Linked DNA regions of Mus musculus: region 2 is linked to region 1. The links are chromatin loops, found by intact Hi-C in ENCODE. Cell type or tissue: heart. All regions are shown on one strand.

Evidence for each region. Hi-C counts contacts between places; a loop is a spot of excess contacts. Peaks named below come from ENCODE experiments on the same cell type or tissue, not always from the same donor. Only the 100,000 strongest peaks of a DNase experiment are listed, where the experiment ranks them.
Region 2: it touches region 1 in a loop (2.9-fold over the local background); 5 of 42 quality-filtered maps call a loop at or near these places.

What each region holds. Positions count from the first base shown.
Region 1 is chr10:43,476,126-43,484,125 of GRCm38, reverse strand. Bend3 (BEN domain containing 3) reads right to left here and starts at 4,986. Exons shown (of 4, transcript NM_199028.2): 1 at 4,754-4,986. In heart, a CTCF peak has its summit at 4,260 (motif pointing left); DNase peaks (open chromatin) are centred at 275, 4,215, 4,965, 5,985 and 2 weaker places; H3K4me3 peaks cover 4,501 bases; H3K27ac peaks cover 4,930 bases.
Region 2 is chr10:43,170,098-43,178,097 of GRCm38, reverse strand. Sobp (sine oculis binding protein) reads left to right here and starts at 3,568. Exons shown (of 7, transcript NM_175407.3): 1 at 3,568-4,122. The coding sequence starts at 4,027. It overlaps 9030612E09Rik (RIKEN cDNA 9030612E09 gene), which reads right to left and starts at 3,399. Exons shown (of 1, transcript NR_102361.1): 1 at 1,533-3,399. In heart, a CTCF peak has its summit at 4,419; DNase peaks (open chromatin) are centred at 2,697, 3,497 and 4,797; H3K4me3 peaks cover 4,585 bases; H3K27ac peaks cover 3,472 bases; H3K27me3 peaks cover 802 bases.

The DNA.
Region 1 (8,000 bases):
CAGCTTTCTTTTTTACTAAAAGAATTGTAAAGTTAGAGCAAACATCTTAAAGTTTTACATCTTAGTTTTACAATAATAATAATAATAGTTATTATTATTGTTATTATTATTTTAAATGAAAAGGGCAAGCTGGAGTGAAATGAAATCAAATGTCCTCCTGAAGCGAGGACTGGGAGACTGTTCCCATGCCGGCTGCCCTCATGGGGTCTGTCTCTGAGTTCACAGGTCAGCCGGGAGCCTTGGCTCTGTCAGAACAGGCACTCTTGGCAGCCCTGTCCTACCCATGGGATTTGCAGGACATGTTTGCAATTTGTTTCTATTTTTAGATACAACTGCAAATGCAGTTTGAGAAACACCAGTCCTCAGAAAACCAGAGCAATTGCCCCTGAATTTTACTAAAGCTGTAACTGTCGCTGCCTTCTGTCTGCAGCCAGCACACAACCTCATCGTCCGGCAGACATGGAAGGGCAGTCACACAGACCTGCCTGCTGGCCCACACGCCCAACAGCCCTGCTCCAATCGGCTGTTCCCTGAGCTTTCTGAAGCTGCCATCTCTATTAGCTGGTTCTACTAAAGGTCTCTTTGCCTCAGGAAGGGCTCACCCTCAGACCTGGCATCTAGAAACTGGTTCATCAAGGAGGGAAAGGCAGCATGCTCCAGCACCCACTCCGGGGCTGGACAAAGGGGACTCACTTTCCTAAGAGTCAAAAGCAGAGTTTCCTTTGTGTTTTCCACTTTTTCAAGTGTCCGGTCTTGGGAGCACAGGAGCTGGTTAACTAGCGTCTGGGCACAGCCCGGCTGCTCCAGACAAGCTCTGGTCAGGCACTTGCCCCAAGCTCAAACCAACAGTCCTTGCATGTGAGGGATCTATGCCGCCACCCTGGTGATCGCTAATAAATGAAAAATTGACAGGCAAAGGAGAAAGGGGCCATTGGCAGAAAACAAAAAAATGTTAAGAGGTTGACCAAGAGTTCTGGGCCAAGAGTTCAAGACCTGCCTGTATACAGAATGAGCCTCTGTCTCAAACAATGTTCCCTTCAAATTTAAGGGGACTTAAATCTAACTAATGTCATCACTGAGGAAGCAGAGACACGAGAACCACGGGTTCTAGAGCGGCCTGACCTGCACTACACAGAAAAGACCCTGAGCAGAAAGAGAAAAAGAGGGTCTGAACTGCATGGGCCTGTGTGCCTGCGATCCCAGTATTTAAGAAGAAGACAAAGGAGAACTGTCTGTTGGAGATGCACCACATGACAAGAACCTGTCTCAACCCACCCCCCAAATAAATAAAAAAGAAACAAGTCAGAGAGCTGTAATAAAGCAGTTGTTGAGCAAACCTTAGCTCTAAATATATATAAGTCTGCTTTTCAGACAAAATTCTGACTAACATGCCAGGCACAGGCACGAACCACTCCTGAAGAAACAGTGCCCTGTTTTACACATTTGAGATACATTGAGGGCTAAAATGCAGAGCCCTTGACTTGACTTGTGTGCACCTAGGTCCAGAACTCACAAGTGACAATCAAAGCAATGCTATATTGGAGCCTCAGTCACAAAAGGGAAGGAAGGTCCTGTCAGCTCTGAAAGGAAAGGGCAGAATGCACAGTGATGCTCACAAGACCAAAACCACCCATTTTTGTCAGTGAATGCTTTTGTGTGTGTGTGTGTGTCTGTGTGTGTGTGTGTGTGTATGTGTGTGATTTATCTAGGAGAGATGGCTAAGATGAAGGGGCTTGCCGCCAAGCGCAATGGCCGGTGCTTACTCTCCAGAACTCACTCCTGTAAGCAGTTCTCGGAGCTCCATATGCAACACCAGGGTGCATGTGTGGAAGATGATTCAAGGTTGGGTTTGGCAATATAGTGAGTGCAAGGCCAGTTTAAACACCTGCAACCCTGTCTCAGAGGACAACCACCACCACCCAAATAGGCGTGATAGCACATTTCCATAATCCCTGCCCTAAGGAAGTAGGGACAAGAGGAATGCCAGCTTGGTTTTGCACAGCAAGTTCCAGGTTGGCCAAGGGCTAGAAAAGATAGCATGACTATATCCCTCTAAACACCAAGGAGTCCTAAAGTTCTACTACTCCAAAAACTAATTCTAAAACAGAGATGTCAATAGTGGGTACAGAATGGTTAGAATAGCAAGCATAGTCTCACTTATAAAAATTAACACACACACACACACACACACACACACACACACACGCCATTCCCTAGTCTCTTGTATAAATTATTATTACAGGTGCTAATGCATTTCTAGGCAGTTCTGTAGATGGGTCTCCTACAGGAGCTTAATCCTCACCCAATCAAACCTCTGTCAGGGCTGAGTCCAATTTTCCTGTTCCTAAATATTCTGCCCCCACCTTTGGTGCCCCCAAGGGTCCCCAGATAACCTATCAATCTCTAACAGACGGTTGGAATGCTGGCTAGTCTGTATTCTGTCTTCGTGGCTAACTGGTCTTACTTCTTGTGTGTGTGGAGAAAGAACGCTAACTTTACTGTTTAACTTCACTAAAACAGCATCTCTGACATGGTCATGGTGGTTCATTCTTTTGGTTCCAACACTGATAGGAGAAAGCGGAGATGGAGATGGCAGGTAGGTGGATCCCTGAGTTCTAGGGCAGCCTGGTCTACAGAGAAACCAAAAGACCATCCCAGTATGGGATACATAGTGAGACCCAGTCTGAGAAAACAACAAAAGCCAGGTGGTGTGGACACCTTTAATACCTTCCCCCACCCCCATCCCACCTCCACCCCCTACAGGCAGGATCAGTCAGATCTCTAAGTTTGAGGCCAGCCTGGTTTACATAGCAATTCAAGGACGGGACAGAATTTAGGGACTCGGTATCAAGACCAAACAACAACAACAAAATGCCAGGTGTGGTGGGACAGATCTTTAATCCTAGCATTTGGTCGGTTTAGGCAGCTGGATCTCCAAGGCCAGCCTTGTTAAATCTCAGGCTCCAGGCCATTCAAAGCTACAGTGAAATGTAGACTTAAAACAAACAAACAAACAAACAAGGCATCTCTAGTAAAGCCCAAAGTGGTTCTTGGTGTGTCTTGGTCTCACATGAGAATATATATAAAAGTTTAGATTTTTAAAAATGCAAAAATAATTCTTAGGGCTGGGGATGTAACTTAGTTGGTAAAATGTTTGCCTACCGTAACTAAAGTCGTAATTTCGATCAAGTACCACAAAAATTAGGTGCAGTGCACATACTTGTAATCCCAAGTATGTAACTCCTGTAACTTGACAGGCGTTCAGGATCACGCAGGCCTATATAACAAAAAAGTCTGAGGCCAGCAGGGACCACAGGAGACTGTCTCAAAAAAGGAAAACAAAAAAACAAAAAAATCCTGGCTAAATCCCAGTATTCGAGGAAGCTGAAGTCCTGTAAGGTTTACACATGAAACTCTAAAACGAGGGGCTGGAGAGATGGCTCAGCGTTTAAGAGCACTTGTGGCTCTTGCAGAGGTCGTGGGTTGTGTTCCCATCACCCACGTGGCTGCTCCCAACCATCTATCTGTAAATCCGATGCCCTCCTCTGACCTCTTAGGAGACCAGGCATGGATATGGCGCATATATATGCAGTCAAAACACATACACCGAAAATGAAGCTTAAAAACAAAACCCAAACACCTATGAATTAAAAGTGGAAAGTCGCAAAAAGAGAAAAACTGCAGGCATGGAACCGAAACAGAGACAAACCTAAAACCTCTATCTGGGACATTTCCACACGTTCCCCACTCGCCTGGGTTTTCTGGGTCTTTATAGATTTCTGGCACCCTCCCCTCTACTCAGTGACGTGTTACTTGTAGGAAAACATTCAAAAGTTACTTCTAAAAGGAAGTTCTCTGACTTCCAAACAGTGAACATTAATTCTGAGCATCTCTGGTTGGCCTCCACCTCCAAAATACTCCCAAGCGGGCCACCTGAGCGATCAAACTTCTACTTTAGGACAAACTTAAAAAAAAAAGAAAAAAAGAACTCAGATGAGTTGAGTCCCAGCCCACAAGGCCTTCACAACTCCGCGCCTCACAGCCCGAGCCAAGTCTGCGTGGGAAATTACGTCGATCGTGGCGGGCACAAGTCACGAGGGGCGGCGAGCGCCCCGGCCCGGCTCCACCGCCCGCCAGGAAGGCCTCGCGCTCGCTGGGGTGCACACCCAGAGCGCCGCGCTGGACCCGCCTCCAGCCGGGCAGCGGGAACCACGGAGCGCCGTGGAACGGCCCGGGAGGGTGCCGCGCCCCCTGGCGGCGGGGCTCGCCGCACCCCGCTCCCAGCCGCCGGCAGCCTCGCTCCCTCCGCTGCCTCCCCGGGGCAGCGTCCCTCCGAGCGGCGGCTCTCCGGCCTCTGGCTCCCCGCCCTTCTGCTCCCTCTGACACCCCTCCATCGCCGCCACAGGCCGGTCGAACGCGAGCGCTCCGGCGCCGCGCAGTTGCTCCCCGGCGGCCCTCGGCCGCTCCATCGCCGGCCCGCCGGGGGTGGAGAGCCGGCGCGCGGCGCGAGTGGGGCCGGCCTGGCGGCGGCGGCGCGGACCGTTCCACCGTGCGTCCTCCCCTCCCTCCTCCTCCTCCCTGGCCGCGGCGCGCGTGCTCCCGGAACGCCATGGAGTCGCGGCGTTCCGAGCGGGCACAAAGGGGCGCGCGGCACAATGGGGCGCGACGAGCCCGTGGGCGCCCGCTCCCCCTTCCAGCCCGCGCGGAGGCGGCGAGCCGCTCGCAGGCGGCCCCGACCGGGGCCCACACTCACCTGGGACGAGAGTTGTTACTTTGCGGAGCGGGACCCGCGCCGAGTTCGGGCGCCACGTGCGGGGGGCGGGCGCGCGGGCCGCAGTGGGGGCCGAGCGCGCAGGGCCTGGCCGGGGCGGCCCCGCCGACTGGCTGGGGGCGGCGGGCGGGCGGGCGCCGTGTATTTTCCCCTCTCTTTGTGTGTGTCCGTGCGCTGCGCTCTCGCGTGACGTGACGGGACTCCGTGTGTCATTTCCGCACAAGGACACAGGAGCCCCCGCTGCAGTGGAACCTCAAGCCCTCCGCCCCCACCGCGCCGCCCCTCCCCCTCAGCGGGGCACACGCGGGACCAGCGGCGGCGGCGGCGGCGGCGCTCGGGCGTGAGCGACCGCGGCGGGGAGCTGGGGCGCGCTGCGGGGCGGGTGCGCTCGGCCTGCACAGCGCGGCTCCACGTGGGCCCGCGCCGGCTGCCGGCGGACCAGGGCGGCTCTCACCCACGGGAAAGCGCCCCGCGGCATTCTCGGCTACGTGCTCTCCGGGCTGGAGCGTGGCCCCGGCGCCTCTTTCTCTACTTTTTCTCTAACCCCGGGGGGTGGGGGTGGGAGGCAACGCGCCGTGTCTTTTCCGCCCGCGCCCCCCGCTTTTGGGGCGCTCGGCTGTGGCGCCGCACCATCGCACGGACCTTCCCGTGCCACGCCGGGCACAAAGACTTCGGGGTGCGCCCCCCCTCCAGTTCTGCATGGATTCGTGGTTGGGGGGGTATACTGGAGAGCGACCCCGGGCTCTGGGGGAGCCCTGGCCACTCCCCCGGCAGGGTGGCCGCCCTCTCCCGTAAAGCCTGAGTTCCGAGAGCCCAAGTTTTGCCGCTTGAGGCTGCGGAGCGAAGCACGCGCTTGGGGACCCTCATGCCACCAACTCAGAGCCACGGGGCTCAGCGCGGAAAACTGGGAGACTCCAGTCGCCGAGTTAGTTAAGACCGACCGTCTCCTAGTTTCCCGGACTGCAGAGTCGGAGTTGAGAAATAAGAAACCAACCCCTCGCAGTTCTCCAACTTTCGGGGACTTGGGGTGGGGGTGGAGGGAAAAGAAAAGCCCAAGTCAACTTTTAAGCTGCGTGCCTGGTTTTGGTAAACAATGAGAACGGAAAAAAAAATTTTTTTAATCCTTTAATTTGCCGATGGAAAAAAAATGTCTAAAAAGAAAAATGCAAATGATCCCATCTGCTGCCTACAGCTGACTGGCTGCGAGAGAGGACCATGTGGCCCGGCCCGGCGCGGTCAGTGAATACGTAGAATAGATTTTAAAAGGACGTACATGCTGGCTCCTAGCTGCCCAGTCGCGGCCTAAGGTTGGAATTAACGCGTAGTCAGAGATTATTGTGTCTTCACACAAATTGGGAATTTAATCATTACGCAAGTTCCTCGCCTTCTGGTTTGAAATCTAATGGCGCAGAGTTGGACCTTGGAGGGACTGTGGAACGTTCTGGAGAGGTGTTTGGGTTGCAGACTTGGAGAAGTCAGTACTAATTGCTATGCAAAATTAGCTAGCAGCTTGAAGAAAGGAGCCCAGCATCCTAGGGGTGCTTTTATAAGAGAATCTATACGTGCTCAGTGTCATTCAAAACAGGATGATGGAAAGAATGGGCCCGAGATAGCAGCCCTTCAAATTCAAAAGGCTAGGGTCGCCCTATCTACATTTAAAATAGGGAGGAGGGAGGAAGGGAGGGGGAATGGTTAATTTATACATTCCCTGGAGACAAAGTGGAAGCACTTGGATTCGTTAGGGAACTTGACTTCTGCACTTGTGCATTAAGTGACATGCGCAGCACAACTCTTCCCTCGGCTGCGTTAACAGATGCTGCAGTTTTGTCCTCACCTTCAATTTAATGTGACAGTTAGAATTATAAAAGGAGACGTTGCGTTTCATTAGTTTAGTTTTGTCGGATTTCCCAGAAGAGTCGGGAACAGTTAGCATCTAAGCTCGTTTTCCATTTAAACCGCTCTGCTGCGTTGCTTTAAGAATGTAAAATGGCCGTGTTCAGTTTTTAAAAAGAAAAATTTCCTGAATTGTGACAGGATCTATCTTTGCCCAACTATTCACAGTGAGAACTCAAGTGTCCAAGACAAATAAATCATCTCTTCTTTGTTAGAGACCTAAGCTTGGGTCAGATACTAGGTGTTTTGTTTTGGTTTGGGTTTAGCTTTCAAGGTAAGTGGAGTTTGTTGTGTGTCCCCACTAAGTCATTAGCAGAGTTGCCATGGGGCTACCCACCTCTGCGCCCAGCAGATTGGAGACAAAGGTGGTGGGATTTTTCTTTAGAAAGTGCCAGGCTAGACTACATGGTGACATCTTGTTTCCAAAAACAAAAAGTTTTTTTTTTTTAAAGGGGTGTGAAAAAAATTAACAGAAATGGACTACATTACTATCTATAAAAGAAACTTAGTTTCATGTTTTTTTATTTTTTTATTAGATATTTTCTTTATTTACATTTCAAATGTTATTCCCTTTCCAGGTTTCCCCTCCAAAAACTCCCTCCCTCTATCCCTTTCCCCCTCCCCCTGCTCCCCAGCCCACCCACTCCCACTTCCTGGCCCTGGCATCTCTCTATATTGGGGCTTAGAACCTTCACAGGACCAAGGGCCTGTCCTCCCATTGATGACCAACTAGGCCATCCTAAGCTACATATGCAGCTGGAGCCATGAGTCCACCATGTATACTCTCTGGTTGGTGGTTTAGTCCCTGGGAGCTCTGGGAGTACTGGTTAGTTCATATTGTTGTTCCTCCCTTGGAGCTGTAAACCCCTTCAGCTCCTTGGGTCCTTTCTCTAGCTCCTTCATTGGGGACCCTGTGCTCCATCCAATGGATGATTGTGAGCATCCACGTCTGTATTTGTCATGTACTGGCAGAGCCTCTCAGGAGACAGTATATCAGGTTCCAATCAACAAAATCTTATTGGCATCTGCAATAGTGTCTGGGTTTGGTGGTTGTTTATGGGATGGATCCCCAGATGGAGCAGTCTCTGCATGGTCATTCCTTCAGTCCCTACTCCACACTTTGTCTCTCTAACTCCTTCCGTGGGTATTTTGTTCCCCCTTCTAAGAAGGATCGAATTATTCACACTTTGGTCTTCCTTCTTCTTGAGTTTTGTTTCATGTTTTAATGAGCATTTTGTGTTTGTTTGTTTGTTTTAATTCATGTGTATGTATATGTGTTTTGTAAACCACATGTGTTGGGGTGCCTAAGGAAACAGAAGAGCTGAACTTATAGGCT
Region 2 (8,000 bases), 310 kb after region 1:
TCTCTAGGACTGACTCTAGGCAATATATATGTCCCCAAACCTCCATCTTCCCTACAGTGACTGTGCATATGTGAAGTACATCCCAAGCCATCACATAGAGGATAAGTGCTAAAGAGATCCATAATGATCCTTAGCTGACTTTGTTGGACATTTTTGTTGTTTTAAGCCTCTGGGATTTTCCTAAGAATGGTTGCTTCTGCCTAACTCAAGGAAATCTAATGCCCTGTTGATTGGTGAATATGTTAGTTAGATTATGTACCATTGGCAAGAAATGGATACCACTTAAAGAAGTAAGAATTCAAGGTAAAGATGTTATTTTAATCTGTGAAAATATGAGCCTTAGATAAGGTAAAATGTAGATTGTTACAGGAATTTACCAAATCAGATTAGCATAAACTTAAAAACTCCAGAGATGGAATTGGAAAGAAGTTATAAGTCCACATTTCAGTAATTCTTAGCAACTTGCATAAGATTCAGCTTTCTTATGTGATCTGGAGATAACTAAAGAAGCTTCACGGGATGTTATGAATATTAAGTGAGACAATTCCTATCATGTGTTCAACATTATAATTATATTTTAATCCTCACCTTTAGCTAGAGCACAGAACTTGTTCAAGATGAACACTCATTTCAAATACTACACAGAAAAACCTTTCAAGATGGTTTTAGGCTACATTAATCAATTCTGGGTGATAGCCAATACATCCATAGAAGACCACTCTGGGGTCTTCCCATTGCTCTCTGATGTTTTTTTCCAGGTGAAGCAGGCCCAGATTAAGATCAAGAAGAACTCTAAAGAAGGGAGAACTCAAAAAGGTAACTGAGGAATATACAAAAGCTTGGCCCTGTGCCTATCTTGGTGATTGGCAGGGCTAATGAGGGAGAGAAATGAAGACTAATTGTATACCAGGAGGTTGGGCATTGTGTGTCGGGTGGAGGAAGGAAGGAGTCTTCAAAAACATATTTATGTTATTGTTTCTACCCAGAGTTACACGTTTACAAAGTATCCAGGGACCATGATCTGACTCAAGATTCTAAGTGCATAAAGCATCAACTCTTGGTGTAACTAGCTGCCTTCTATGGTACATTTGGGAAAGCACAGATTCAAGAACATGTAGCAATTGCAATTCCAAAGTTCAGGTCAGGTTAACGTTTTTTTCTCAGATATACTTTCTGAGTTTCCAATGTCAGTAAAGATCTACTTCATGGGTTCTGGTCCAATCGTTTTACCTCAGTCTTGTAGAGGGCAGGAAGGCACAGGTGGCTGATCAATGTCACTATTTTCATTAGACTCCTGGGCTGTTTCTTTAAAGTTACTCCCTTTGAAAGAAGTGCAGCTGTTTCTAAATATAAATCTGTGCTATAGTTTACCTTTTCTGTTTATTTGTTTCTTAACTTGTGAAACTGTATCTAAGACAGGGGGGTATACAACTTGTTACTTGATATCAGCTGAACAACAGTGAGTCAATTGTGACAGCTCTGGCCCCAAAGGAAACAGAGAAGATGTAAATGTTTCCAAGAGACAAAGGCTTCTTATTGCATAGTTTATTTTACAACATGAGTCTGTAGTTTTACAAAGTAAGGGGGAAAAAGTTTTCCTACCACTTTTTTTTTTTTTTTTTTTTTTTTTTTTTAGCTAAACACCAAGAGGACAGAACAGAAAAAAACAAGCCTACCAACAATAGGATGATGGAGACACCCTCTATATATAGTGTAACCATACATACTATGAATGGTGTAACCATATATAAGGATCACATTCCTTAGTGATGGGGAGGAGTCCGGGCTTCTCTCAGCCTCCTTAACTACTGGGTCGCTGGAGGTTTACCAACGTCTTCTGCAAATACATATGACCCAGCCAGAGGACTTGGGGCTCTGAAGCTGGATGCACATCTCCTTGGTTTTCATCTACCCCTTTTCTTAAATCCTTGACACGACCCCCTGGCTTTTCACTATGACCCCTAAAAGGCAAAAGCTGGCTTTTAGAAGTTCCCACAGGCCTTCTGCATGGCTTCGGGTACACAGGTACTTTCCCTCGCACCCCCAGCACACGAAAGAGAAGATGCTTTCCAGGGTACCCTCCCAAATATTTGTACGAAACACATTATGCTAAAATGCAAAAACAGGCCTCATAGGGTTGTTCAGCCCTGCAGAGTACGCTCCCAGATATCTGTAATTCTATGCTTAAAGAGACAAAACCATGCTAAAATGCAAATTAGGCAAGGCAACACTCAGAATGAACCCCACTTGATAGGCCGAACTGAGATTTTAATGAAAAGCTTACTCATACCCCCACACCGAATTCATTCTATCTCTTAAGGACTTAAAAATGTGTAATTTTAAATTCCACCACTGTCATAATGAACACTCCGTAATAACAAGCCGGGGAACAATGGACACCCCCATATCACATTGTGTCAGGTAATTACAAAGTGGAGCGGCGCGGGAAAGCTGAACTGGGAACGTCTAGGTGTCGTTCCTTTGCAGTGTGTGTAGGAGATTTTCAGAGCTGTGTGTTGTCTCTGGAGCCTCATCAAACGGTTCACGCTGATACCTCAACCCAAAAGACAGGGACAGGCGCAGCCGACCTTGGTCCAGGGCGTGGACAGAGGCGGCCCAAGAGGAAACACGTGAGCGCATGGAGGATGAGCTGGGCTTTGGAACCAGCAGATGCGAGTCTGGTGGAAGAGTGTGGAACCTGATGGAGAGGAGAGGGTCCTGTCGTGCGTGGCGAGGGCGTGGGGCTTCTGGGGGGAGGGATCCTGAGCGCACAACAGTACCCACTAAGCCCAACCCTTCCCATTAAGCACAGGGCACGGTGAGGGTGCAAGCCGGGTCACCGGGTAAAGATGCTACTTTGTAACAGAGCATAAGCTTGCGTTTGGGGCAGAGGGGGAAGGGAGACAGAAAGAGAAAGAAAATCAGGGAGCTGGAGGCTGAGTTGTCCTACTTCGAAGTCCTTCTCAGGAAGGCAAAAGCTTCCTGGCAAACAGTCTGACGGCGCGCTGTGCTGGAGACCCCTCTAAGCGACATTCAGCCTCCACACAGCCTGCCGTAGTCTTCGGAGCAGGACACTGGTGCCTGAGCGGTGGGTCCGGTCTGTGTTTCCCTCCGCTCCCGGGCGCTGCAACCCCGGAGCCGAGTTCTCGCTCTGCCTTCAGGTCCCTGCGCCCTTTCAGCGCTCCACCTCCACCCTTCACCCCGCTATGTTTTGCCTCAGCGGCCTCTAGGTCATCCTCAGAAGCCAACTCTGAGCCCACCGGAGCCCACGTCACGGAGCTCGGGAGCAGGAGGGGTCGTCGCGGGGAGGTGGCGGCTCCGAGTAGGGCCGGTGCCCGCCGCCCAGGAGCAGGCGGCCGCCAGCAGCCCCCGGAGCCGCGCAGCATCCGCGTCTACAACGACCGGGAAGCCACGCCCGCTCGCGAGCGGGGGGCTGGCCTTGTCCCCCCCACCCCCAGCCTCCCCTCCCTCGGACCCCTCCCCGCTCAGTCCCTCCCTCCGCCCGCGGCTCGGCTCGCGGGAGGCGCTGGGCGCCGGGGCTGGCGCGCTCTCCCGGGCGCACACACAGATCCACGCACGCACGCCCAGAGCAGCTGTCTCCGCCGTGGCCGGCGCTCCTCTCGCCCATGCGGACAGACAGAGCTCAGGAAGATGGCTGACGACTCCTTCGGGCCCCGAGGATGCAGCCCGGCGGCGGCGGGAGCGGGAGCGGCGGCGGCGGCACCGGCAGCGGCGGCAGCAGGAGCGGCGGCGGCGACGGTAGGAGCGGCGGCGGCGGCATCCCCGAGACTCCCCGGGCTACCCTTCCCCGTGACGGCCACTGACGGTCTCCGCCGCTAGAAGAGACCCCGCTCCTCCCTCGCCTGTTCCACCCCCACCCCCAGCCCCGGACCCGCTAGCACCGCTACCTCCGCCAGCGTTGCCACCATCAGCACCACCTCCACCTCCGCCACCGCCACCGCCACCACCACCACCGCCGGCGGCGGCAGCAGCCATTTCATCTCCACAGAAACCAGACACAAAAACATGGCAGAAATGGAGAAAGAAGGGAGACCTCCGGAAAATAAAAGAAGCCGGAAACCCGCTCACCCTGTGAAGAGGGAGATCAACGAGGAGATGAAGGTATTTTCGGACTCGGAGGCCGGGGAGACCGAGCTCTTTATTCCGTCCGCTCCCTTCGGGCTGTTGTGTAGGCTGCGGGGGGGGGGGGGGGGGACAGGGGCGCGCTTGTCAGTTTCTGCTGGGTCCCTGGGACGCCTCAGCTCCCCCTCCAGGTGCAAAACCGAGGCCAACTCATGGGCTGCATCTCCGAAGTCTGCCAACCTCAGATTTGATGGGGGCGAGGGGGGGGGGATACTATTTAACCTCACAAACCCTAGACTGGTACAGATGTTGCCGGGCGAGGGCACTGAACCCCAGTGGCGAGTGAGCATGGTGCAGTGGCTTTCCTGATGGTCGGTGTAGTATTTCTCCCTTTTTCGGAAATGAATCTCCGGACCCCTCCAAAGTTAAGAGCTGCCGGACCGGGGCACCCGGGATACCTGGATTCCACCCCTCTTCCCGGTCCATCCCCAGGCTCGGTGATCCCGCTTTGCTCCAACTCGCCGGCTGCGGCGGTGTAGCTGTCAGTGGCGGAGGCTTGGGCCGGAGCGGCGCGGGTCAGGGACGCTGCAGCCAGCGGGCTCGCCTCGCCGTCCCCGGCCGCTCCTCTCTGCTTCTGCCCCGGGTCTCCCGCTCGCCTCTGCACGCCTCACTTTCCAGTTAGCAGACCCGGCAAGCCCGGCTGAAAGCCAGCTGTCTGAGGGGCGGCCTCCGCTGCCGCCTGCCCATTGTTCGCGAAGGCCAGCCCCGAGTCCTCTCTGCGAGGCCGGGCGCCCTGCCAGGCCAGCGGTGCTCCAGAGGTGGCGAGCGCAGCCTCCTGGCGCTCCAGCTGTTCGCGTAGAAACCCAAGAACACGGCTCAGCCTGGACTCTTCTGTCACCCCCACTTCTTTATTTTCCTCAAAGTTGTGTGTTTTGCCTGGCGAGGATTTTATCTTGTGTGTGCATTATGAGTTTCTTGATTTGAAAAAGAAATCACTTTACGTACATAGATTTGTTTCTATGATATTAAAATATGTAAGGCTTGTTTTTCGCGTTTCTTGGCGTTCTCCACTTCTGTCTGCATGGAATCTTCAATACAGTCAGGTGACTTGGTCAGCTTTGGTTAAGTTTGTATTTGAAAGGCAAACTGGTTAAAATGGTATGGGACTAATTCACTGTTATTGCGGCTTGGGCATCTTCTTGGTTATAGCAAGCGTATTTGGTGAGGGTGCTGCGAGAAAGCCCACGTTTAGAAGGGGCAAACAGACACACATCTTAGGTGTTTGTGAAACTAGGTGTATGTTCCTAGCTTTGCCTCTCTCCCGGGAGTTTTACTTGTATTCCACGCTTTGGAAGTAGGGCTTTTATTTTGGGAGGAGGTGGTGGTGGTGAAGAATTTAGTGTCTGGAAGCAGGAGTTATCCGTCTGGGAAAGTTAGGAAGCTTTGCCTTGGAAATTAATACCATTCCCTGTAACAGAAACCACTATTGATTCTAATGATAGACAGTTTATAAAAGAAAAAGAAAAGAAAGAGATCTGTAAAAGTTGTTTTCTCTTCAAGAGGCAGAGTGTGTTCTGCAGTTCTGGCCCCTCCCTCCTGTCTTGCGTTTCTACATTACTTTTCCGTGTCGTTTTTAAATGGAGAGTGGGGGACGACCAGAGAAGGCCACCAGGCAACCACAGCTAGCTCTGGCCCTTTAAGATGCTGCCTAATGCCCTCTATATGGATGGCAGCTTTTAAGTTTCATAGGTTCTAGAATTACAAATTAGCTAATTTTAATCAAAACATGTGAAATGTTATCCCGGCTGGATATAAAGGCTGACTGTGCTCAATGCTTGGGGCTGGTGCTGTTGGCTTTGGCTGCAGGCACTCCGTGGTTTGGGAGATAGTTGTCCTTCTACAGTATAACAGATGTTTGTCTGAACTAGCGAGGAAGAAACAAAAACAACATTGTGTGAAGGGGAAAAATTACAGTTTTTAGCCCATGCTGCAGGACTGAGTATGGGATTAACCTGGATGCACAGAACTTCCTCTTTTTAAAAATGTTATTTTTCTTTCTCTAAATTGCCTTCTACTATTTGAAGCCTCAATCCTTCTTTCATTCTGTGGCATTAAAAGATTTTTTTTTCTTTTTCTTTTTTCTTTCTTTTTTTTTCTAGCACATAATTGAATTGTGGCATTTTTCTCTCTGGTTTGGAACAAAATGAAAGGGTCTGGCAAAATTTTTTCAGTCATATCCATGTATACCATGCCAGGGTGTCTGATGAATCTCTAGGCATTCTTCTAATAAAACATCATAAAAAAATCTTTGTTTAAAGTAGCTTCTCAAAATCACAGACTTACTTTGAACTCATGAATATTTTTCCTGATTTTAATATTAATAGCCACATCAACAACTTCCACCCCACCCCTCCTGGTATTATTATCCCTTCAGCTTCCTGAACTGAAGTGTAGGGTAACATAATAAGTTGGTTGCCCTGTATAAAATGTGTGCAACAAAATGTCATCCAGAACACAATGTAGCCTTGTACAACTTCATATCAGTGCCGCTGGGGCTGCCGGGCTGTATTTGCCTTCATCTGGACCAGTGTAAACTAAGCCCTGGTAAGTAATCACTGCCCAGCAGAAAGAAAGGAATGTATACAGCTAGCGGGGCCTAAGCTGTAAAAACGGAAACCTGAGCCCCCACTTCGGATCACATATCAAGGCTTGAAGGTAGGGGAAATGAAAGGGGAAAGGAGAGAGGAATGGAAAAGTCAGCCTGGGAAGTGGAGATCAGGAGGAGGCCCCCCTCGGGGAGATTTGGCCCAGGGATTAGGGAATTTTATCGCGGTGTACAGTGACCTACTCAGGTTTCAACACTCCTTGGATTGAGTTGCTTCTCTGTGAGCTGAAAGAAAAGGGACTGGTGTGTATGTGATTTTTTTTTCTCCTTTGGGTAATAGAAAGGACACTGGTACAAGTGTCTATTTTAAGTGCAGCAAATGCAGAGTGTCGGGAGCGGCCGGCAGAACTGCCTCACTCAGACACTTCAAGATTTTTCTAATCGTGACAATCACATAGTTAGCTAAAAATGGCTGGAGAAGCCAACCTCGATGAGGTTTCGCTGACACCAGTGATGGCAGTGGGGGTGGTCTTCACGAGGCTGTGGGCTAATGCTGGCTGCTGTTTCACTAGATCAGATAGAGTTACGTTTTCCTTATCACTGGTTTAATGGACATGGCAGTTGTAACAAATTTAAAATGTGATACAATATAATTTTGTGTGTGAAAAGTACACGACTTGGCATAGCTTGGCTCTGGTGTCCTTCAGGGGAAATATCCTCCCAGCTGGAATGTTTGTCTTACTGTGAGCTTTGTGGTTTTTCTTTATCTTTTCTTCTCTGGATGCTGATTTTTCCTGGCTTAAAGAAGAACTGAGCAAATTCTTCTGCTAGGGACTTCGTTATACTTATAATTATAATTACGACGCCTTACTTAATAGGCATAGTAAAGAAGTAAAGAAGATGTTAAAAACTGAGCTAGCAATCAAAAAGTTGTATAGCTTGCTTACTTTGGGCTTCTAAAATGACTATGGGGATTCTATCTAAGTCAATGTAACTCTGATAGGCTGTTCCTTACATGTGTCATAGTTCATGGAAGTCAACACAGAGAAATTCCAACATATGGAAGAGTTAATTAGCTCAGGAATTTTCCCAGAACGTGGTAGATACCATATAAAAGCTATGTATTAATGAATGTACAAATTATATATATATATAATATATATACATATATAATATATATACACATAGGTATATGTGTGTGTACACACACACACACACACACGCACACATATATATATATAGTCAAGATATGTATTTGTGCATATAAACCTCAGTAAACTGTGCTCAGCAGGTCCCAAACAATAACACAATT